Linked DNA regions of Homo sapiens: region 1 is linked to region 2. Evidence: read pairs that join two places in POLR2A ChIA-PET (ENCODE). Cell type or tissue: Caco-2. All regions are shown on one strand. Links, peaks and the distances in the headings refer to the core of each region. The heading gives the core; the rest is flanking DNA. Region 1 has its middle 19 kb from the start of GNG13. Region 2 holds the start of SSTR5-AS1 (SSTR5 antisense RNA 1).

The links. Peaks named below come from ENCODE experiments on the same cell type or tissue, not always from the same donor. Only the 100,000 strongest peaks of a DNase experiment are listed, where the experiment ranks them.
Region 1: POLR2A ChIA-PET joins it to region 2 with 5 read pairs; 2 of 35 experiments call an interaction of 5 or more read pairs at or near these places.

Annotation. Positions count from the first base shown.
Region 1 is chr16:814,159-825,362 of GRCh38, reverse strand. No RefSeq gene overlaps it. Among named protein-coding and RNA genes, the nearest start is that of GNG13, 19 kb to the right of the region's middle. RefSeq lists an enhancer at 7,723-8,223. In Caco-2, for the core only: no CTCF peak of the experiment used is centred there; no DNase peak of the experiment used is centred there.
Region 2 is chr16:1,075,718-1,088,742 of GRCh38, reverse strand. It overlaps SSTR5 (somatostatin receptor 5), which reads right to left. Exons shown (of 2, transcript NM_001172560.3): 2 at 7,289-9,901. The coding sequence starts at 9,874. The coding sequence ends at 8,780. C1QTNF8 (C1q and TNF related 8) reads left to right here. Exons shown (of 5, transcript NM_207419.3): 5 at 1-517. It overlaps SSTR5-AS1 (SSTR5 antisense RNA 1), which reads left to right and starts at 10,012. Exons shown (of 4, transcript NR_027242.1): 1 at 10,012-10,285; 2 at 11,031-11,119. RefSeq lists enhancers at 4,960-5,812, 9,594-10,258. In Caco-2, for the core only: no CTCF peak of the experiment used is centred there; DNase peaks (open chromatin) are centred at 5,542 and 6,032.

The DNA of each region.
Region 1 (11,204 bases), core at 4,867-7,366, 260 kb after region 2:
TCAAAGCAACACATTTGCCCCGATGCCGTCGGCCATCACCCTCCCGCTCGGAGAGGGACAAGGAGGAAGGAATCCCGCTCTCCTCTGCTTCCCGGAAGCTCTCACGGTGAAGAACAAAAGTCAGCCCACATTCTGGGGTGCACAGAACGGGGTCTGTGGGGGAGGGAGGAAGGGCAGAGGCGGCCGGCTGAGCACCCGCCGGTTGGTAAGAGGCAGGGCTTTGTGACGCGAATGGAATCGGCACCAATGCCCCATCGTGGCTTCTCACTGTCCAGAGAAGACCCCGGGGGACTCCGCCCTCCAGGGCACCCCAGGGCAACGTGGGATGTTTTTGCCCATCTCGAATCACAGATGCTGCTGGCATCAGGTGAGTGGAGGCTGAGGAGGCTGCAAACATCCTCAGAGCAGGGGCAGCCCCCCCGCAGGGATGCATCCTGGCCAGGCCAGCAGTGGTGCCATGGATGGGACGAGGGTGCCGTGGACGGGACGTTGGTGCCGTGAACGAGATGGTGGTGCCGCGGATGGGACGGCGGTGCCATGGACGAGACAGTGGCGTGCCCACCAGGGCTCTCAGCAGGCCCACGCTCAGCCAGCATCGTAATGACTTGTGTTACGGGCTCACAGCTCCCGACGCCTTGCCGGGATGTGGAGCCCCACCCCGCCCCCGTCCCCAGGACCAGGTTGGACGCTCAGGTGCGTCCCTGCCACAGCATCCCTTTCCCGACACAGCACGAAGACACCAGGGGTGGCATCCACTCTCCCTGAGTTTCATGGCTTCGGCAGGGGCTGGTGTCCCCAAACCACATTTGTCCACAGACTCGGGGGACCCAGGCCTCCCTACACGCTGCCGGGCCTGGGGAGGGGACAGCTGCCAACGTGGGACTGGGGGCGGCAGGTGGGGGCTGGTCAAGGCGGAGGACCAGAGTCCCCCTAGTGTGACGAGCTCCCCCCGCTGCTGGCCGTCGTGGGCCTAGTGTGACGGTGTGATGAGCTCCACCCGCTGCTGGCCGTCGTGGGCCTAGTGTGACGAGCTCCCCCCGCTGCTGGCCGTCGTGGGCCTGCTGTGGACAGGCGTCAGGTCGGGTCCTCTGCCTGTCTGTTAATTGGGCTCTTTGCCTTTCTGTGATTTCCTCTCGTCTTTCTTGAGCCCCTGTGTATACAAGGCTCTGATGTGCCTCCCAGCCCCAGAGTCCCGTGGTATCCCCTCATGTCCCCGGCACTCGGCTGTGAGGCTCACAGGAGGCAATGGGGGCCTTCAGCCCTGGCCCAGCCCCTGGAGAATGACAGGACGTTTGCAGGCGGTGGAGGCCTTTGGTTAATGCTCCCTGAAGCAGACCCGGGACTGGGGGGGTCTCAGGGTTTTAATATCCTCTGGAGGTTCCATTTTTAAGGACCTTCTTGGATCAGACGACATTGTCATCCAGGATATTTCACTTTCTCCTGGGAAGATACAGACCCCAAATAGCCTCAAGGGATCTAAGGGATAGCCCAGAGGCCAGGCTGACCATGAGCCAGCATAACATACAAGAGTGGCCACGGCTTCCAAACTATCCCAGTGCGAGCCCAGCAATCCCAAATCTGGAACGCAAACCCACCGCAATCCCAAATCCGGAACGCAAACCCACCGCAATCCCAAATCCTGGCCAAAGCCACCCTGGAAAGGATTTTCAGAACCAAAATTTGCCCTCATACCAAGAGAAGAGGGTTACTGCCCAAGCCAGGCAATGCAGAGTGACACCAGACCTCACCGTGAAACCCAGCATCGGGACAGACATCGAATCAAAACACGCGTTTCCACCGCGTTACCGCGACACCGCCAGCTTCACTCTCCGCACGGTGGCTCGAGACTTCCTTCAGCCTTCTGCCCGTGATACACAGGGAATTCGGATTGTTTTCCACGGAAGTGGGGCCCGTATGATTCTCGGCAGACACTCTCGCTCACACACAGGCCGCACCAGCACACGCTGTATTCTAAACCTCCTACAGCCTTGAGAATCCTTCCCTTGAAAAGCAGCACGATTTAAAAGGAGCTCCCAAGGCCGGGCGCAGCGGCTCACGCCTCTGATCCCAGCACTGTGGGAGGCCGAAGCGGGCAGATCACGAGGTCAGGAGTTTGAGACCAGCCTGACCAACACGGAGAAACCCTGTCTATACTAAAAATACAAAATTAGCCAGGTGTGGTGGTGGGCACATGTAATTCCAGCTACTTGGGAGGCTGAGGTAGGAGAAATGCTTGAACTCAAGAGGCGGAGGTTGCAGTGAGCTGAGATCACGTGACTGCACTACAGCCTGGGAGACAGTCTCCATCTCAAAAAAAAAAAACTCCCTAAAATTCAGAACCATCACTTTTCTGTGTCTACATGAAAGTGTGGGTACAACCCCTCACACTCACAAGCTAAAATCCGAGTTTCTGATGAGAAACATCCGGAGTCCTTCCCCCACCTCCGCAGCAGCCAAGCCTGGTAAAAAGGGTGGGGGGCTACGGTGGCCACGCGTGGGGCTGCCCCTGGCCATTCCCAATGTCTGGGCCTCACTGAAGCCTCGGTTCGTGGGTCAGACATGCTCCGTGTGGGTCTGGATGCCAAAGCCCCCAGACTCACATCGCAGCTGAACCCCCCGAGCTCACTGCTCCTCTGCAGAGGGCCCGAGCGTCCTCCAGGGGGTCTTGCCAGAGTGCAGTCACCAAGTCAGGGAAGGGTGTCCCCACCCTGTGGGACCTGCCACTGGATGAGAAGGAGCCGTGACACCGTGGCTGCAGCCCTCAGGACGGCAGGAGCCAGGCTGGTCCCACCTGCACCTGGGGGAGGCCCAGAGGCTCCAGGTGAGTTCACATCCTGTGGCCGCCAAGGAGCAGGGGCTCCAAACCACACCAGTTCATTCCCTCATGGCTCTGGAGACTCCAGAAACCCTCAGTGCTCCCGGGCTTGTAGACACATGGCTCTGATCTCCGCCTCCGTCCACATGGCCAACCCGTGTCTCATTCCTCCTCTCACCAGGACGCTGGTCACGGGACCAAGGCCACCTGGCTCCAGTCTGACCTCATCTTAATGTAATTCCTCCTGCAATGACCGTATTTGCAAATAAGGCCATATTTGAGGCTCCCTAGATGAGAATTTTGGGGGCACACTGTTCCAGGAAAGCATGCTGTGTACCTGGGGTGCCAGGTTCAAGGAGAGCCTGGAAGAACAGGCAGAGCTTGTCCCCACCCTGGGTCCCAGTGCTGCCGGGGACCCTCCTGCAGGTCCAGCCCTCCCCAAGCTCCTGGAACACCTGGGGAAGCTGAGACAGCGGCCAGCAAGTGAAGAAAGAAGGGTCAGGCCTAGCGATGAGAGGCGGCTGTCAAGAGAGGCCACTTCCGGGCAGCCGTGTGGGGAGCTGAGCTCCTCAGGGCTGGAGGGGGCGGGTAGGAGGGTCAAGAAGGGAGGAAAGGCGGAGTCAACCCCGGAGTTAAAAGCTCACAATGAAAAGGTATTTCAATGAAAACCTGACATTGGAAGACAACCCTTCCCACCCTCCCCAGCTCCTGGCTGGTCGGCAGGTAGCACCCAGCTGGCGGGGACAGGCCGCTCCTGCTCTGGTGACAGCTGTGGGTGCAGTGGGGGACACGTGGTGGATCCATACCTCCCCACCAAAGATTCTACATGAGACATTTTGAAACCAATTTAAAACATACACAAGAAAGGCCAGGTGCGGTCGCTCATCCCTGTAATCCCAGCACTTTGGGAGGCCGAGGTGGGCGGATCACCTGAGATCGGGAGTTCAAGACCAGCCTGACCAACATGGAGAAACCCCATCTCTGGTAAAAAAAAAAAAAAAAATACAATTAGCTGCGCGTGGTGGCGCATGCCTGTAATCCCAGCTACTCGGGAGGCTGAGGCAGGAGAATCGCTTGAACCCGGGAGGCAGAGGTTGCAGTGAGCCGAGATCGCGCCATTGCGCTCCAGCCTGGGCGACAAGAACGAAACTCTGTCTCAAAAAAAAAAAAAGAAAGAAAGAAAAGAATACACATGAAAAAACTGAAACATCTTTTTCACGTTTTCCAATATCCACAGCCCCCCAATGCTGCCAGGGGTCACCGCCCCATAGGTGTGCACCTGGCCCTCCCCTGCCTCCCAGGGCCTCTTCTCTCAGCCACCTGCACAAGGTGATAACGCTTTGTTCTCATGAAAAGCCACTGTGTCTGCCTGGGCATCACACGCAATCCTCACCTCCCGGGTTTGCTGGCAAGTTCGACGAGCGTGTCACACGTAAGGTGAGGCAGCCAGTGGGGTTGTGGTGGTGAAGGAGGCTGTTGGGAACAAAAGACCATTCTTCTGTCCTCTTAAATTCTGCGACTGGGGCCTGCAAATTAAACTGACAAAAGACGGATCCATAGGATGAAAAACTTGATTGACAAGCACGCGGCAGCGAACAAAAGAAGTGGGTGGTTCAGCAACGTGGAAACCACTGCCTTGTATCCTCACTAGGTCAGGGAAGGGGGCAGCAGAAAAGGCTTCTGAGGGGAAGAACAAATAGGTTTCTTCAAAAAAGACAAAAGGGCTTTTAGAAGGACAATGGAAAAAGTTTGTCTGGGCGCCTCACGCCTGTAATCCCAACACTTTGAGAGGCTGAGGAGGGCAGTTCACCTAAGGTTGGAGTTTGAGACCAGCCTAGCGACCAACACGGCAAAACCCCATCTCTACTAAAAATACAAAAATTTGCTGGGCAGCTGGGCGCGGTGGCTCATGCCTGTCACCCCAGCACTTTGGGAGGCCAAGGCAGGCAGATCACGAGGTCAGGAGTTCAAGACCAGCCGGACCAACATCGTGAAACCCCCTCTCTACTAAAAATACAAAAATTAGCCAGGCATGGTGGCACACGTGCCTGTAATCCCAGCTACTCGGGGGGCTAAGGCAGGAGAATTGCTTGAACCCAGGAGGCGGAGGTTGCAGTGAGCTGAGATCACGCCACTGCACTCCAGCCCGGTGACAGAGTGAGACTCCATCTCAAAAAAAAAAAAAATTAGCCAGGCATGGTGGTGCGCACCTGTAATCCCAGCTACTCGGGGGGCTGAGGCAGGAGAATCACTTGACCCAGGAGGCGGAGGTTTCAGTGAGCTGAGATCGCGCCTCTGCACTCTAGCCTGGGCAACAGAGCGAGACTCTGTCTAAAAAAGGAAGGAAGGAAGGAAGGAAGGAAGTTAGTTTATGATAATACAGGCATAAGCGGTGTTTCTGTCTTGGTCCCCCCAAGCAGAGATTTGGGGCATGTTTTATTCCAATTCTCCCCTCTGGGAACGGAATCACCGTGAAGAAGGAATTTGTAGCAGCCTCAGGTCCCAGGAGTTGCTGGTTTTAGTCAGAAGAGAAGCTCTGAGAAGCCGTTTTTCTGCCTCTGTTGATCTCAGTTGCCTGCAGCTCACAATACTCCTGATGCCAATGTGGCGTGGTTTCGGGTCATGAATCTCGCTCCCCTTCGAGGCCCTCAACCACAACACACCGGGCCCGTTGCTCCGTGCTGCGACCCCGTCCTATGGACGCAGATCCGCTTTTCCTCTAAGATCAGGCCCCAGCAGATCTTCTAGGAGCCCCTCAGTCTCCCAAGTGAGGATGTTTCCAAAACCCAATGAGGCAGGAACCAGGAGGGGAATGTAGGCTCCACGGTGTGGAGTGAGGGGAGGAGCTGAAATGGGTCCTCACTCTGGGAAGCCACCAACAGAGCCCAGAGGGCCTCCCCAGGCCAGGCCAGCAGCCCCCAGCTCAGGCTGTGCTAAATAAACGCAGGCCACAAGGACATGCTCAGAGGGAAACCACTCCGCTGATCGTTTCCTGAGGGCCCCGCAGTGCCGACAACACACACACGTCAGATAAGCATCGCGCCTACCGTCACTCCACCCCTTCTCCACCCCCCACTCCAGCATCTCCTGGGTTCACTCTTTCAGTGAAACAGAGCTTGTGCTCTGAGCATCTGATAAATTGTCGTAATGTCTTACACCTGACACCTGGAATAATGAATAAATTCCTTCCCCAAAAATAGGCACAAGTGTTCTTAACTCCCTGAAAGAGACTTGGGCTTAGAAAGCACAGGACCCAGAGGTTCAACATGCACTGGGGCCACCAGGGAGGACCCAACGGTGAGCCCTTCCATGACTTAACAGGAATCCTCTAAGTTGAGCTTTGTTGCTTGAGTTCACACTCAACTTGCTCTTTTTTAAGTGGGACCCACTAGTACATCCCTTTCTCAACGCCTATTTTCTGATTTAATGGAAATGACTCTAGGGAGGTGAAAAGGAATATTATTACTTCACAGTCCACGTGTATTCCATAGTAAAAGTCAGGTGGTTCTGCAACATGGAGGTCTGGCATCCTCAGGCTGTGTCCTGACAGCAAACTGGACGTGGTACAGCCAAGATGGTGAGGGCCATCATCATCACCACCATCACTACAGTCTTTACTACCATCATCACCATCACTATAGTCTTCACCATCATCATCACCATCACTACAGTCTTCACCATCATCACCATCACTAGTCTTCACCATCATCACCATCACTAGTCTTCACCATCATCACTACAGTCTTCACCATCATCACCATCACTACAGTCTTCACCATCATCATCACCATCACTACAGTTCACCGTCATCATCACCATCACTACAGTCTTCACCACCATTGTCACCATCATCTTTGGCTGACACTTACATGGCACTGACCACTTGCCCTCTCCATGTATCCATTTATCTAATCCTCACACCTGTTAGGTAGGAACCATTAGCCCCAATTCACAACTGATGAAACCAGAGCACAGAGAGGTTAAAACCACGTAGGCAGAAGGTAACACCACCAGAGTGTGAACCCAGGCAGTCTGGTTCCAGAATTAGTCCTGTCCCTGAGCCCCCCAACTCTAGGTGAGCCAGCATTCAGACACAGCAGGCTCGTGGGTGCCCAGTCAGCAAGGACTGCCTTGCTTTCCTTCCTCCTGCCTCCTTCTGCTTTGGCCTGTGTCCTGCACAGAGAAGGCTCCCCCAGGCACCGTGGGGGCGGAAGGACGGGGCAAGTGGGCGTTAAGATGGGAAAGTCTCAGTCCGGGGGCAGTGGCTCACACCTATAATCCTAGCACTTTGGGAGGCCAAGGAGGGCATGAGCTCAGGAGTTTGAGACTAGCCTGGGCAGCATGGTGAAACCCCATCTCCACTTAAAATACAAAATTAGCCGGGTGTGGGGCAGGCGCCTGTAGTCCCAGCCACTCAGGAGGCTGAGGCAGGAGAATCACTTGAACTCGGGAGGCAGAGGTTGCAGTGAGCCGAGATCACGCCACTGCACTCCAGCCTGGGATAAAAAAGCGAAACAGTCTCAAAAAAAAAAAAAAAAAAAAAAAACGGGGAGGTCTGGCTCATGTCACTCACCCGCAGCTGGAGCACCCCCGAGGAGCCCCACTCAACAGTGGCTTCTCTGAAGATGAGCCACAGAAGTTCAGTTCCTGGGGAGCAGGGCTGGTTCTTTCCTGCTTTTAATGCTATAGGAAACCTCGGCTGCTGGGGAGGCTGCGGGCGAGGGGCCGCAGACAGGCCGAGGGTCTGCAGGAAGCCGCGAGTCGACAGGAGAGAGGGGATGAGAGGCGCGCTGAGCAAAGGCGGCGAGAAACGCTGCCGTCACCTCCTGCCCGGGCCCCGTGGGGCCGCCCGGCCGCCGCCACGCAGACGTGGTGTGTAAAACCGTGGGTCAGCCCGCGTCTGCTGGTCGCCGGGGAGCAGAGGCTCGTTAAGACCGTCTGTTAAAAGCCAGCGGCTTCCATCGTCACTCAGCTAAAAACGTGTCAGTGGAGAGCGGAGCCAAACGTGCTTTTTCTAGGGGAGGAAACAGGCTTTTCACACACCGGCTGTCGCCAGGACCAGGTAGGTGTGAGGGCCTGGCGGGCGATGGTGGGTGGCAAGGGGATGGCCGGCAGTGGCGCCAAAGCGTTGCGTCTTGCCAGAGCCTCCCTCCTCGCCTCCCGGTCAGATCCTCACCCTCCCTCGCCACCGCGCGCCTGCAGCCGCACTCGCCCCTCCCAGCCTTGGCCGGAGCGTCCTCCAAGGTGCGGTGCGAGGCAGCAGACAGAGTCCCCATGCCAGCCACCCTCCCCTTCTCGCTCCGTCTTGCCAGGCGACTCCGAGTCTTCAGCGGCAGAACGTGGTCCTCCCTTCGGGGTCCCTGAGCTGCAATGCAGCCGCTTGAGGCTGGGGACGGCTCCAAGGAGCCCCCAGTCACCAAGAAGCAGCCTCCAGAAAGGCCGCTGCGGGTTCCGGGGAAAGGCGGCCTGAACGTGCATTCCCGTGAGACTGCCTGGAGGGGCGAGCTCTGCTGCGGGGCAGGGGGTGCCTGATGTGGGCTGAGGCCTGTGCAGAGAAGCCAAGAGGACACCTGGACCCTCCGCCGAGTCCAGCCACCAGAGACCCAGAGCCCCCCACGAAAGCAGAGCCTCGGGCCGGGCCCTGTGGCTCACGCCTGTAATCCCAGCACTATGGGAGCCCGAGGCGGGAGGATCACGAGGTCAGGAGACTGAGACCATCCTGGCTGACACGGTGAAACCTCATCTCTAATAAATATACAAAAAATTAGCCGGGCGTGGTGGTGGGCGCCTGTAGTCCCAGCTACTCGGGAGGCTGAGGCAGGAGAATGGCGTGAACCTGGGAGGCGGAGCTTGCAGTGAGAGGAGATCGCACCACTGCACTCCAGCCTGGGTGACAGAGCGAGACTCCGTCTCAAAAAAAAAAAAAAAAAAAAAAGAAAGCACAGCCTCTGCTCCCTGCTGAGGAGGCCCCAGGCCAGGGGAGGGGGGCTGCCCCACGTGTTCCCGCTGGGTAGACCCCTGCCCCCACCCACAACAAATGGGGCACAGCAGGTGTGGAGGGGGCAGCCTTCTGCACCCCTCCTGGTGCTCAGCTCTCTCCCGGGACCCCTGCACCTCCCAAGGGCACCAGGCCTCCCCTGGCCCCGTGCCTTGTTGGCTTCCAGGCCTGACCCTACGTGACCTCTTCTCTGGGGTTCCCCTCACCTCCTCCCAGTGCCAGGGGAGGGACACGGGTGCCTACAGGGAAGGTGACAGGTCCCTTCTAGCCTCGAGAAAAGTATGGTAAGCCCCGGTTGAGGGACCTTCTAGGAAATCCCGACCTTCCTCCTCAAAACCGCCCAGACCACCAAAACCAAGGGAAGTCCAAGAAATGGCCACAGCCCAGGGGGGTTCACAGCCCAGGGGTGCTCAGGCAGCCAGACGGGAACTGTCCCAGGATGGGGAAAGGCCCCTCGGTGAAGGCCGAGGACTCCGGTAAACTGCGTCGATCCTGGTTCACGCCAGTGTGGGGTGTCACCTCCACGGGACCCTGCGGGGAGGGCACAGATGGGGGCTCGGCTCTGTCTCCTCAGTGTTTCAGAAAACCCACAGCTGCCCAAAAGAAAACCTGTTATTTGTTTAAAGTACTAAGATTCCTGTCATCCCAGCACTTTGCGAGGCCAAGGCAGGAGGATCGCTTGAGACCAGAAGTTTAAGACCACCCTAGGCAACATACTGAGCCCTCGTCTCTATCAAAAAAAAAAAAAAAAAACATTAAAAAATTAGCCAGGCACGGTGGTACCCACCTGTGGTCTCAGGAGACTGGGGCAGGAGGATCACTAGAGCCCAGGAGAGGTCAAGGCTGCAGTGAGCTAGGATGGCGCCAGTGCACTCTGGCCTGGGTGACTAAGGGAGGCCCTGTCTCAAAAAAATACATTTTTTGGCTGGGTGTGGTGACTCACACCTGTAATCCCAGCACTTCCAGAGGCTGAGGCAGATGGATTACTTGAGGTCAGGAGTTCAATACCAGTCTGGCCAACATGGTGAAACCCCATCTCTACTAAAAATACAAAAATTAGGCGAGCGTGCTGGCAGGCGCCTGTAATCCCAGCTACTCGGGAGGCTGAGGCAGAAGAATTGCTTGAACCCAGGAGGCAGAGGTTGCAGTGAGCCGAGATCACACCACTGCACTCCAGCCTGGGTGACAGAGCAAGACTTTGTCTCAAAAAAAACTTTTTAAGGTAGCACGATTCACCCATAATGACATCAGCCCAGCATTTCCACCAACCTCAAAAGAGAAGAGACGGGCCTGGCTGAGCCCCAGCAGCCCACGTGCCACACTCCGAGTTTCTGCACAGCCTGGCTGTACTCGCGGGCCCCCATCTCGGCCCCACTTCTCCTCAGCTGCTTCTGGGGTTTCTGTGAGTAATTCCCCAACAATTCGGACCTCAGTGACTCTGGACTGAGGAGTCTCACCTCCCAGAGTGACTGTGGTTATAAATAGGATTTTCTCAAGCTGGTTTCTACTCTGAAAACTGTAATAACATATGTCTGATCCTCGTCTTCAACAAAAAGATTTAAAAGCAGCAAAGCATGGCCAGGCATGGTGGCTCACGCCTGTAATCCCAGCACTCTGGGAGGCCAAGGCAGGTGGATCACTTGAGATCAGGAATTCAAGACCAGCCTGGCCAACATGGTGAAACCCCATCTCTACTACAGATACAAAAAATTAGCCCGGCGTGGTGCCGGACGCCTGTAATCCCAGCTACTCGGGAGGCTGAGGCAGGAGAATCGCTTGAACCCGGGAGGCGAAGGTTGCAGTGAGCCGAGATTGTGCCACACTGTACTCCAGCCTGGGCAACAGAGCAAGACTCCATCTCTGAATGAATGAAGCAAAGCAACGTTGGTAAAGACCCCACAACAGGCATCTGGCGGCTGTGTCCAGACCATGCTTCTCAAAGGGGACCCAGAAAGCTTCCAGGGTCCCCGAGGTCAAACCTGTTTTCCTGACACTTCTAAGAACGGTTTCCTTCCCATTCTTATTATTTTTTTTTTGAGACTGTGTCTCGCTCTGTTGCCCAGGCTGGAGTGCGATGGCATATGGCATAGTCTCGGCTCCATGCAACCTCCACCTCCAGGGCTCAAGTGATTCTGGTGCCTCAGCCTCCGGAGTAGCTCGGATTACAGGCGTCCGCCACCACGCCTGGCTACATTTTTGCATTTTAGTAGACATGGGGTTTCACCATGTTGCCCAGGGTGGTCTCAAACTCCCGCCCTGAGGTGATCAGCCCACCTCGGCCTCCCCAGGTGCTGGGATTACAGGCCTGAGCCGCTGCGCCCGGCCTCCTTCCCACTCTCCTGAAAGTGTGGGGCGGAATGTTCCGGAGGCCACCGGCTTGCAAGCAGACGC
Region 2 (13,025 bases), core at 4,588-7,087:
GGGTGTCTAATGAATGCCAGTGGCGACCCTGGTTCTCAGAGAACCGGGGTGGGGAGATGCCTGTGAGAGCCTCAGACAGCAGGACCTGCATCCCGCCAACCTTCCAGGTTTATTTGTTTAAAAAACAATGACTGAGAACTGAAAGTGAGATAAGATACGGTCACGATTCTCTGCCAAGTGATAAAAGCCTGAGGGACGCTGCCAGTGCCAGGTGGGAGCGGAAAGAGGGATGCTTGGTAGAGGCCAGAGACACGAAAAGCAGCGACAGCCTCGTGCTGCCCTGGCCACTTAGGAGACAAGGGGGAGCCACCCCATCAGAACCGCACCGGGCACCCCCGTGGTCGGCCCGTGCTGGCTTTAATCATGAGTCAACCGCACAGGAAGGGACTGGGGAACGCGGCTTCCCGCGGGGACATCCCTGTGACATTCCAGGCAAGCATCGGGCTGGGGAGGCAGCTTATCCCATGTAACTTTATCCGTTTAGTGGAATTCCAGTAAAAATCCAATTTTAAATGTTTAGGTGAAATTCATATTACGTAGAATTGAGCATTCGAGAGTGAACAGTTGCATGGCACTGCACACTCAGCCGTCACCTCTGTCTAGTTCCCAAACGGTTCCGTCCCCCCGAAAGAAACGGGCACCCCTCAGCAGTCACTCCCCGCTCCCCATCCACCCCCTGGCAGCCACTGTTCCTCTCTGTGTCTGTGAACGGCCCCGTTCTGGGCATTTCATGGAAATGGAGTCACACAAGTAATATTCTGTCCTGTGGATGGACCACATTTGTTTGTCCATTGTTTATTGATGGACACCTGGGTTGTTTCTACCTTTTGGCTATTATGGGTTATAGATAATGCTACTATGAACATTTCTGTAAACACTCCATTTTTTTTTTTTTTTTTTGACAAGGTCTTTTTCTGTCACCCAGGCTGATGTGCGGTGACACAGTCACTCACTGCAGCTTTGAACTCCTGGGCTCAAGCCGTCCTCCCACCCCAGCCTCTCAAGTCGCTGGGACTGCAGGCACATGCCACCACGCTCAACTAATTTAAAAATTTTTTTCTTGTAGAGATGGGGTTTCGCCATGTTGCCCAAGCTGGTCTTGAACTCCTGGGCTCAACTGATCCTCCAGCCTCGGCCTCCCAAAGTGCTGGGATTGTAGGCATGAGCCACCACGCTGGCCCAAATTCCATTTTTTAAATTTTTGTAAAAGCAGTGTTGAAGAGAACCTGAAAGAATGGATAGGATTCTAAACAATTTTAGCTCAGCTCAGTGGTGGGTGGAGACTTTCCCTATTAGATATCATAACACAGTGGCCACCAAGCAGACACCAGACTGCCAGAGCTCCTCGCCCCCAAAGAACAAGAGGGCGCCCCATATACCAGGAAATATACCAGGAAGGCAGAGGCAGCCACAAGGAGGGGTATTTTTCATTTGAAATTCATGTCGCCTGTAATCCCAGCACTTTGGGAAACCGAGGCGGGCGGATCACCTGAGGTCGGGAGTTCAAGACCAGCCTGACCAACATGGAGAAACCCCGTCTCTACTAAAATTACAAAATTAGCCGGGTGTGGTGGCACATGCCTGTAATCCCAGCTACTCGGGAGGCTGAGGCAGGTAAATTGCTTGAACCTGCGAGGCAGAGGTTGCGGCGAGCCGAGATCGCACCATTGCACTCCAGCCTAGGCAAGAAGAGCAAAACTCTGTCTCAAAAAAAAAAGAAAAAAAAATTCATGTCATGTGATAATACAAATTTCAGTTGAATGAAATAATTTTCAGCCATATAATCTTTAGAAACATGTGGGACCAGCTGGGCATAGTGGCTCACACCTGTAATCCCAGCACTTTGGGAGACTGAGGCAGGTGCATCATCTGAGATCAGGAGATTGAGACCAGCCTGGCCAACATAGTGAAACCCCGTCTCTACTAAAAACACACAAATTAGCTGGGTGTGGTGGGGGGCGCCTGTAATCTCAGCTACTGGGGAGGCTGAGGCAGGAGAATTGCCTGAACACGGGAGGCAGAGGTTGCAGTGAGCTGAGATTGCGCCACTGCATTCCAGCCTAGGCGACAGAGCGATACTCTGCCCCTCACCCCTCCACACACACAAAACCGCCACCAAAAGCCATGTGGGATTGTGGGATGTACGCCCATGTTCACAGCAGCATTACTCACTGTAGCCAGAAGGTAGCTGCTGTGGTCACAATGTGTCCCCAGAATTCCTATGCTGAAGCTGATGGTCACTGTGATGGTATTAAGAGGTGGGGTAGGCCGGGTGCAGTGACTCACGCCTGTAGTCCCAGCATTTTCGGAGGCCGAGGTGGGCAGATCACCTGAGGTCAGGAGTTCGAGACCAGCCTGGCCAACATGGCGAAACCCTGTCTCTACCAAAAATACAAAAATTAGCTGGGTGAGGCGGTGGGTGCCTGTAATCCCAGCTACTCAGGAGGCTGAGGCAGAAGAATCACTTGAACCCAGGAGGCACAGGTTGCAGTGAGCCAAGATTGCACCATTGCACTCCAGCCTGGGCAACAAGCGAGATCCTGCCACACACACACACACACAACCACCACCAACAAAACCCATGTGGGATTGTGAGATGTACACCCATGTTCACAGCAGCGTTACTCACTGTAGCCATAAGGTAGGTGCTGTGGTCGGAATGTGCCCCCAGAATTCCTATGCTGAAGCTGATGGTCACTGTGATGGTATTAAGGGGTGGGGTATTCTATGACAGCAGCAGGAGTGGACTCAGACTGTGGACACCGCCCAGGTGTCTGCTGATGATGAATGGAAAAACCAAATGTGGTCCACGCATGCACGGGGACAGTGGCCAACCTCAGACAGGGAGGAAATTCTGGCACGTGCTCCGTGGATGAGCCTCAAAGGCAGTGCGCCGAGTGAAATAATCAGTCACAAAAGGACAAATGCTGTCTGATTCGAATTGCGCGAGGCACCTAGAGGACTCAAATTCATAGAGACAGAAAGTAGAAGGGCAGGTGCCGGGGCTGGGGGTGGGAATAGGGAGTCGTTTAATGGGGACAGAGTTTCAGTTTGTGGTTTTGAGAAGAGTTCTGGAGATAAATGGGGGTGATGGTTGCACCACAGTGTAAGTGTCCTTAATGCCATAGGACCATCCACAAAAATGGTTATGGTGGTAAAAATCTGTCATACGTATTTTACCAAAATTTTAAAAAATACGTGGGGACATTTGGCTAATCTGTGAATGGGGAAAAACCTCCCACTGATAAAAAGCAGAATAATTTTCCAAGTAGATACATGATAGGTTGGACTTCATGAAAGTAAAACATTCTACTTTGTGTCAATCCTGAAACTAAAACATGGGACCCTAGGAAGGGCTGTCCCATAGACAGCAAAGGACGGCCTTCCTGCCCTGCAGGGGTCTTGCACAGATGGAGGAGGAAAACTTGAGAGGAAATAGAGAATTTGGAAGATACAGGAAGGAATGAAAAATCATCGTGGATTCACACCATCATGAGTGCCAGTGTCTAGATATTCTCGTGTGGCTTACAGGCATCTCCAAGCTGCCTGGTCACTACCATCGTCCGTGTCCCTCAGGAAACACATGGGCAGGGCCTGGCAGGGGATCACAGTAGGCAGACCCAGTGTACAGAGAGCTGGGCAAAGCCATAGCCAGGTGGACAGGAACAGCAGCCAGACCTCCCTCTCCTGTGAACCTCTCCCCACTGCACTGGCAGCCATGGAATCCTTGCCTCGCTCTAGGGAACTGCCCCCACCATGATTCCTGGAGGCAGAGTTAGGAGTGAGAGGACATGTCTGAGGGCACAGGCATGGCCAGCACTGCCTTCCTGAAGCTCCAAGCCCCCATGGAGGGAGGCACCCATGGGCAGGACCTGGGCACCAGAGTGCGGTGAGAGGCAGGAGCTCCGACTGGGACAAAGGCAGATCCTGGGCATCCCCTCACTCTCCGGCCACCCTCTCTGGGGCGATGAACATCAGAACAGGGACTCAGGTGGAGGGGCCAGTGTCTTCTGTTCCACAGCCCCATCTCACCCATCCCACTGCTCTACATGAGTTGCCGACCACTATAGACAAAACCAAGAGCTTCCAGCTGCGTTCGGCCACTGGAGAGCCCAGCAGGCCCCGGGAGGGAGAACTGGGGAGTCCAGCAGGCCCTGGGAGGGAGAACTGGGGAGTCCAGCAGGCCCTGGCTGTCTCTGCTCCACAGGTAGCCTCTCCTCTCCCAGCCGTCTCATCTCCGGGTTCTGAGGACCCTGCCCCAAACCTTGAACCTCTAGGCTGATAAAGCCAAGGTGTCAGCCAGGGCACTGTACTCCTCACTTCACAAAGGGCCTTTTTTTCCTTTGAGACGGGGTCTTGCTGCAGTGCAGTGGCATGATCAGAGCTCACTGAAGCCTCCGCCTCCCAGGCTCAAGCAGTCCTCCTGTCTCAGCCTCCCCAGTATGTGAGACGACAGGCATGCACCAGCACCACTGAATAATTTTTGTAGATTGTGTAGAGACAGGGTCTTACTATGTTGCCCAGGCTGGCCTCAAACCCCCGAGCTCAAGCTCTCTGCCTGCCTCAGCCTCAGCAGTTGCTGGGATTATAGGTATGAACCATTGCACCTGGCACCTGGTCCTGACGGTATCCTTGTGAGCCCTCCTCAAACCACACTACGTGATCACACCCGTTTCCCAGGACGGGGACAGAGCCCTGGGAAGCGTGGGTTGAGGAGTGGGAACCACAGAAGGCTCGTGAGCAGCAGAGGGACATGAACAGATTTGTGTTTGGGATAAAATGGGGCTGGAAGTGGAGGTGGGGTTGGGAGTAAGGAGGGAGACGTAGCCAGAGGCGGTGGCTGCTGTGGCCGAGCCAGGGTGGGGACAGAAGAGAATGAACCCAGGAGGTTGACTCCACCTAACAGCCTGCCAGGGGCCCTGGGCGGCTCCTGCCACCCACAGGAGTGCAGAGCCCGAGGTGGCTCCAGGCCTCCACGGGGCAGCGTGGCCAGCGCCCGCCTCTGCTGCACCCACAGCGGTTGCTTGTGCTGCCAAGACCCGGCCTTGGGAGGGCAGAGGGGCCTGTCCTAGGGGCAGTCTTCCCCCAGACTGCCTCCCTGAGACCCCACAGCTGGTCCCACTCCCCGTCCCCACCCCACCCACTCTCTTGGGGTCTCGTCTGGTGGGAGGAAACGGCTTCCCCGGGGCCCTGGGCCAGTGGCTGCTTCTGGGGGCCCCATGGCTGCCGGTCGCCTCTGCCCCCTTCCCTCCCCAGGAGGCCTTCCAGGTCCTCCACAGACCCCCACATCCCGCCCCAGGGCACCCCTGCTGATGGGGCTGGGTTGGGATGAGGGTCGGCCCGCTGGGGTCTGTCAGCATCCACGACGGCCCGGCCGCAGTTTCCCTCACTGTGGAGCTAACGACACCTCCTCCTGCCTGTGGGGGCTGCTTCTCCTTGGCCCCGTCTTCCCCACACCCACTCTGCCAGGCAAACAGATCCCTCCCGCCCTCCTCGTCCTGCCCGGGCCTGTTTCCTGAGCAAGGTCACTGGAGTCGCTGGAGCCCAGAGCCAATAAAACCCAGTGATGCGCGCGGGCCGGGAAGCCACCCCGCCCAGGATGTTTGCTCCGCGCCGCACCCCCCACCCCCACCGGGTTCTCCGGTGGCCTGCAAGGGGTCTCGGCTCCGCGGCCCCTGCCACCCACAGGCCCCCACTGCCCCGGGAGGTGAGGATGTAGGGGTCCAGGGCCCATGCTCCTTCCAGACACTCACCTGACCCCACCCGGCCTTTCATGCTGGTGCCCTGGGGGCATCCAGGCCTTGTCCTCTTCCCCGTGGCTCTGCCCAGCCTGGTCCATGGGCTGCCTGGGACCTCCCCAGACATCTTCAGCCCTCTCAGCCCACTGAGGCCATCAGACCCCGGGGCCTTGTCCTCCCACGTGCTCCAAGCAGGAACCAGCCAGGTGCCACTGCCCCCTTCTCCAGGCCTGGACAGGGGCTGCCCCTGCCTCGTGAGCACCCCTGGGGCCCCGGCCCCGGGCCAGGCCGCTGCGTGTTCTGGATGACTCACAGCTTCCGCACACTCCCTGTGTGTGCCTCTTCCCGCCTCTCGTCCAGTCTCCTCTCTCAAGCTGGAGTGAGCGCAGCTTCGTCCTTCCCTGGGGCAGCATGGGGGCAGAACTTGAGGGGCCTGGATCTGCTCCTCTCTCTGAATTGACCCCCACAGCTAACCCCCCTGTGCCCCTTTGCCTCTGAGCCCTCCCATAGGCTGTTCCCTCTGCCTGGAATGCTCTTCCGGTTCAACCTTGATCCCACGACCCAGCCCCATGCTGGTGCCCTGCAGGTGTGTTTGTCCGATGGAGACACGTGTTCAGGGCTCAGCCAGCCCAGGGGGTCAAGGGCAGTAAGTCCTAGGCCCAGCTGTGGGGCTGCCGTCATGAGCCCACCGTCCCCAGAAGGTCAGCGTGACAGCGTCCTGGGGGTCAAGGGAAGAAGAGGCTGTGCCGGCAGGTCTGGTTTGTGGGGAGGGTGTGCACCTGATGGGGACGAGGCTATGACCAAAGGCACAGATGTGGGCTGTGGGTGGCCGGGACCAGACTGGGGAGCTCGGCAGGGCCATGAGGCTGGGGCCTGGGACGGACAGGGACCGGGGTCCTGGGGGCTTCAGGCTGGACAAGGTGGGGAGCAGGGTGGCCCGAGGCTTGTGGCCGGGTCGAATGGGCTGGGGGTCAAGGGCGTCTTCACCCGAGAGTGAGGGCACTGGCGCCTCTGTCTGCCCCTCGTGGCTGCCGGCCCTGCAGGGAGAGCGCCCGGTGTCAAATCAATTGGAGAAATTGATCTTGGCAGGGATTTCCGAGCCATCTGCTCGGTCCCCAAAGCCTTCTGAGAGGGTGAACATGGCACCCAAATCCCTGGGGAGGCAGGTCGAGGGGGGTGCTGCGGTGTGAACGGGCCTCGGTTTCCCCCAGTGCACCCTGGATGCACCCCTCTTTGGTGACTCAAGAGGCAGAGATTTGTGGACCCCCTGCAGAAGCCCACCCTGCCCCGCCCAGAGCTGTCAAGAAGCTGTGAGGGGCAGCTCCAGCCTAAGACCCCAGGCAGCTTCCATCATTTTTCACCCTGTTCACGAATTCCACGCCTCCCGCTTCCTGCTGGGCATTTGGCCGCCCCCGTCCCGGCCTTGTCTGGCTCAGCGGGGCTGGGGCCGGGGGCGGGCCCTGTGTCGGGCCTCGGGGGAGCCCAGGCTCCGCTCACTCTGCGCTGGCTGCACTCGGCTCCAGGGACAATATTTGCTCGGGGAAAGAATCAAACATTTATCCTCGCATTTATTCAGGGGAGCAGTTGTCAAACACGCGTGTCCTCACTGCTTGGATGTTTCCCAGGCCTGGCCTCAGCCTGGGCCTTTCTCCTGCCAGGATTTGTGCCCACTCAGCCGCTCCCTGTGCCCTCCAGGAGGTTGAGGTCCTGCTCTGGGCAGACGGCGGGAGCACGGGTCGGGGCCAGTGCTGGGCAGGGCAGAGGGGTCCCTGAGGCCGAGTGATGCCGCACCCTGGTCCTTCTCCTTCCAGCCTCAGAGCAAGGCCAAGGTGCCCCAGAGACCCCAGCAAGGCTCTCTGGGCCCACGTTCTGGGCCTGGGGCGCCAGGAAAAGCTGGTGTTTGGGGTGGGGGAGGTAGGACAATTCTAGGTGGGAGGCGGCGGGATTCCCAGGGCCTGCCATTTGCGTCACCCGCGCGGCCGCTGCCTCTCAGCAGTGCTGTCTGCTGTGGCCTGGGGAGCAGCTCCCCGCTGCGCCTGGATGACCGTCCTCTGCTCCTGTCCCCGTTCCCTCTCCCGGGCCAGAGCCCCTGCCCCAAAGCAGAAGAGACGGCCGCAGGTTCCCTGTCCTCTCCAAGCCCTGACCCTCAGGTCCTCCTGCAGCAGGAGCACCTCTCCCTAGTGCCCTCAGGCACCCCACACTGGACCCCTCCAGACAGAGCCAATCTCAGCACGGCACAGCCATCTGCACCCCCAGCAGCCTGGAGGGCTGCAGCCTTCACCCCAACCTCAGCCCCCAGCTCTCCTCTGCACCAGCCGCCTCCCCACCTCGCCCCTGGCTAGGCCAGCGCCCAAGCCCCCACACTCCCCTCTCTGAGACAGCAACTGCCGCCCGCAGCCTCCCATGGGGGGTGTCGGGCAGCAGGGTGGGGCCCCCAGGACAGGCGTGACCCTGGCTGACCAGGGGCTGCCCAGCCACACTCCCCTTACACCTGCATCCCCAGAGTCCACACAGTGCAGGGCAAGCGAGGGGCTGGGGCCCTGGCCAGGGACTCCGGGGACCTGAGTCAAGCGCTTTCGGGTGTCTTTAACTTAGCAGAGCAGCCTTGGACGGGGACCCGGTGGCTCGGAGCTGACATGCAGCTGGTGGGCCGGGCAGGTCAGCTCCGCCGTCAGGAAGACCCTCTCGCCTGGCCGGCCTTCTGGAAAAGTCGCTCCCCAGAGGGAAGGCCGGCATGGGCTGGGGCCAGATGGAGGGTGAGGCGGCCCTGAGCACTTGCACGGCATGGCGGAGCCCCCCACCGGTCTGGCCACCTCCCCTACCTCCCGGGAGCCCCCGCTGTGTGGCAGACGGTTAGAGGGGATGGTCGGTCACGGTGGGGAACCTACTGCCCTGTGTCTACCCCAGCCTGGCTTCAGCCAGCTCTGTCCTCACACCACCGCCGGGGAGCATCCTGACTGGCAGGTCATGGGTGGGGGTCACCGCAGTGCAACCTCCGCTCCTGGGGGTGACACGGGGCCGCCCACCCCCCGCCTGCACTCTCACAGCTTGCTGGTCTGCATAAGCCCGTTGGCTGCGGCGCGGTGCGCGGGTGGCGTGGCCTCCTGCTGCTGCCGGATCCTGTCTGGACGCGGCTCCGTGGCGTCAGCGTCCTTGGCACCAGAGCCCTTGCGGAGGCACAGAACCTTCTGGAAGCTCTGGCGGAAGTTGTCAGAGAGGAAGCCGTAGAGGACGGGGTTGGCACAGCTGTTGGCGTAGGAGAGGATGACCACGAAGAAGTAGAGGCCGGCGGAGGCGGGCTCCTGGGGCAGCGCCACGGCCAGGTTGACGATGTTGACGGTGAAGAAGGGCAGCCAACATCCCGCAAACACCAGCACCACCACCAACACCATGCGCGTCACCTTCCGCTCCGAGCGCCGCCGCACGCAGCCCACGCGCACGCCCGCCGCCCTCACCTTCACCACGATGAGCAGGTAGCACAGGCAGATGACCAGCAGCGGCGCGAAGAAGCCCAGCACGGCCGTGTAGATGATGAAGACGGCGCCCCACAGCCCCACGGGCTCCGGCCAGCTGGCGTTGCAGGTACCGCCCTCCTGCACGTCCGCGAACACCAGGAGCGGCAGCGACATGCACAGAGACAGGACCCAGGCCGCGGCGCTCGCCAGCTTGGCCACACGCGGGCGGCGCCAGCGGGCCGAGCTCAGCGGGTGCACCACTGCCAGGTAGCGGTCCACGCTCATGACTGTCAGGCAGAAGACACTGGTGAACTGGTTGACGCCGTCCAGCGTCATGACCAGGCGGCACAGGACGGGGCCGAAGGGCCAGAAGGACGCGGCGTTCTGCGTGGCCAGGAAAGGCAGCCCCAGCATGTACAGGACGTCGGCCACTGCCAGGTTGAGAATGTAGATGTTGGTGACGGTCTTCATCTTGGCGAAGCGCAGCACCACGTAGATGACCAGCGTGTTCCCGCCCAGCCCGGCCGCACACACCAGCAGGTACAGCACGGGCACCAGCACCGCCCGGGCCCCTGCCGAGGGCGCCGGCCCCACCAGCGTCCTGTTGTCACCGCCTCCAGAGGCAGCCCCCGGGGAGGAGGCGTTCCAGCTGGGCGTGGAGGCTGGGAACAGGGGCTCCATGGCGGCAGCCCTGGGGTGCGTCAGGCTCTGCAAGAGAAGAAGGGAGGACGCCAGGGTGGTGAGTCCCTGAACCAGCACATGCAGGCATTCCTTCCTCCTGGGCCCCAGCCCCGCCTGCCAGGAGGCGCGGGATCACCGGGTAAACACGATTAGTCATGTTTAGCTTGGCCGGGAATCACGTTAAGCAAATTGTTTGGAAAATAAGCCAGGAGAGGAAGGAGCGGCGGGCAGGTGGCCCCGGGAGCCCAGACGGACGGCTGCTGTCGATATGGCGACAGCTGCCCTGTGGCCGCCCCTGCACCCAGATGGCGCCTGGCCTGGCCGCAGCATCCTGGAGTCTGAGGCCAGCACCTGCGTCTCCCTGAAGCCCCTCAGAGCCTGCCCTGCAGTGCTGCTGCCCTCGTCTACCAGGTAAGGAGCCGAGGCCCAGCGGGCGGCCCCTCCCGGGACACACAGGGAGAGGTGGCAGTGGAGAGAGATGGGGCCGGTGGTCGGCCCCCTGTCCGCCTGGGATGAATGGCACCTGGCTAGGACGACCTGAGAAGTGGCTGGACGTGGTGTCGCCACCGCAGCCTCGAGGGACTTTCACCGGGGTGCCCGCTGCCCGTTGGCCCCGAACCTCTCTCCAGGCCAGCGCAGGGACCGTCACCCCCACAGCAATGACAGACATCTGTAAACCCAGGCGGGGGCACAGCACAGGGCCAGAGAGACACCACCCTCCCCACGGGGCGGCTGCAGAGAAGCAAACACACAAACCACACAGAGTGGTCACACGGAGCCCCAGGAGTCACACAGGGCGAAGGAGGGGGGACTGCGGGCGGGGGCTGCACACCCTGCAGCCCGGAGGAGAAGCCGCGGTGGGGGGTGTGGGCGGGTCAGAGGCATAGCGTATGGGGGCTGCAGCCACCTGACACTGCCCAGTCCCATCGGAGCTTTGAGCCCCCTCCCAGGCCCTGGAACCCCCCACTGTGGCCCAGAGAGAGAACAGGGGAGACTTGGGGGAGGGGAGGGAGGGGTGTCCATGGAGAAGGGTGGGCTGGGAATGGTGACGTCTGTGGGTCCAAGGCCATGGGCACGTGTGTACCTCGTATATTGTTTTTGTATTTTTCTGCATGTTTGAAATCATTCATAAAAATGATACTCCGGCTGGGTGCAGTGGCTCAAGCCTGTCATCCCAGCACTGTGGGAGGCCGAGGCGGGTGGATCACCTGAGGACAGGAGTTCAAGACCAGCCTGGGCAACATGGTGAGACCCCCGTCTCTACAAAAAATACAAAAATTAGCCAAGTGTGGTGGCGGGCGCCTGTAGTCCCAGCCACTGAGGAGGCTGAGTCAGGAGGATCATTTGAGCCCAGGAGGTTGAGGCTGCAGTGAGCTGTGATTACACCACTGCACGCCAGCCTGGGTGACTGAGCAAGACCCTGTCTCAAAAAGAAGATCAATGCCTCCCCTGACGAGTGGGGCGGAGGAAGTCCGGATGTTTGGGTTGACCCTGGAGCTGTGTGACTCTGGGGGTGGCCAGCAGAGAATCAAAGTGTCCCCTAGGATCCAGACCAGGGACAAGCCCCTCCCTGGGGGACCTCGGCCTGAGCAGGGGTGGAGCCGGCTGTGGTGACCTCAGCATGTGCCGTCTGGAGCCCTGGGGCTGCTCAGCTGACCGGCCCTGACCCTGGAGGCACCTCAGAGCACAGGACGACCCCAGCAGCTGCCAGGAAAGGCCACAGTCCTGGCTGGGGGCTGTGGGGCTGGGCCAAGGCCACTGAAATCTGGTAGACAAGGAAAGGAGAGCTGGGGACGGGGGAGCCCAGAACACAAGGCTGACAGCACAAAGAGAAAGCCCTCTGTCCCCAACAAACCTAGAAATCAACATCCCCAAGCTCGCATGGCCCAAACACACTAAGAAATACGACTCAGAAAATCAACAGGGCCAGTGGACCCATGGATCCATCTCAGGGAGATAAAAATAACGAGCAAACAGGTACGCTTAGGCTATGTTTAAATATGTGCAGGATCCACAGAGACAGCATGGATAAAATGTTAGGAAATACATTTGGCTTCTGTCTAAGGAGTAAAATGAACAGGCATCTATTTTTAAAAATTACAAATCCTGGATGTAAAAAATACAATCATTTAAGTGGAAAAAAACACTACAAAAGTGGTCAGAACCAACTCCAGTGTGGACAGCACTGAAGAGAGAATTGGTGAATGGGAAGAGGGTTGAAAGATTCACTGGAGCAGGGTGCTGGCACAAGGTCCAGAGAGGGCTCTGTGGGGTGGGCAGGGGGAGAGCATGGCTGGGCTCCCCCAGAACTGGCGACAGGATCCCTTCTGGGAGCGCACCTGTCCCAAGCAGCATAAAGGAATGAAAGAGCATCCCCATCAAGCTGCGGCATCTGGGCAGGGACGCCAGCCAGAGAGACACCAGCCAGAGAGACAGGACGGATTCCCACAGGCAGGAGCCAGAGTGCAGCAGAATCCTCAGCAGGGACGGAGCAGTGGCCTCCACGCAGACCCCGGGGTGGGAGAAGAGGGGAGGTGGGGAGGGAGAAAGAAAGACAGGGTGTGGGGAGAGAGGGAGGGAGAGGGAGAGGGAGAGGGAGAGGGAGAGGGAGGGGGTGGCAGGGAGGGAGAGAGAAAGATAGGGTATGGGGGAGAGGGAGGGGGAGGCGGGGAGGGAGAGAGAAAACAGGGTAGGGGGAGAGAGAGAGGAGGGAGAGGGAGAGGGATGGGGAGGCGGGGAGGAGAGAGGGAGAGAGGGAGGGAGAGGGAGGGGGAGGGGAGGAGAGAGGGAGAGAGGGAGGGAAAGGGAGGGGAGGTGAGGGGGGAGGGAGAGGGAGGGGGAGGTGGGGAGGGAGAGAGAAAAGGTGGGGGGAGAGGGAGGGGGAGGAGGGGGAGGGAGAGAGAGGGGGAGGTGGGGAGGGAGAGAGAAAGACAGGGTGGGGGGAGAGAGGGAGGGAGAGAGAGTGGGGGGGGAGAGAGAGAGACAGGGTAGGGGGAGAGAGGGAGGGAGGGAGAGGGAGAGGGAGGGGAAGAGGCCTGTGGCTCTCCGCTCCCCAGGGACCAGCATGGAAATCCAACACGCCATGTTTGCGGCTCCCTCTGGCTGCCTGTGGAGCATGCATTCCGGAAGGACAGTGGTCTGGAGACAGCCC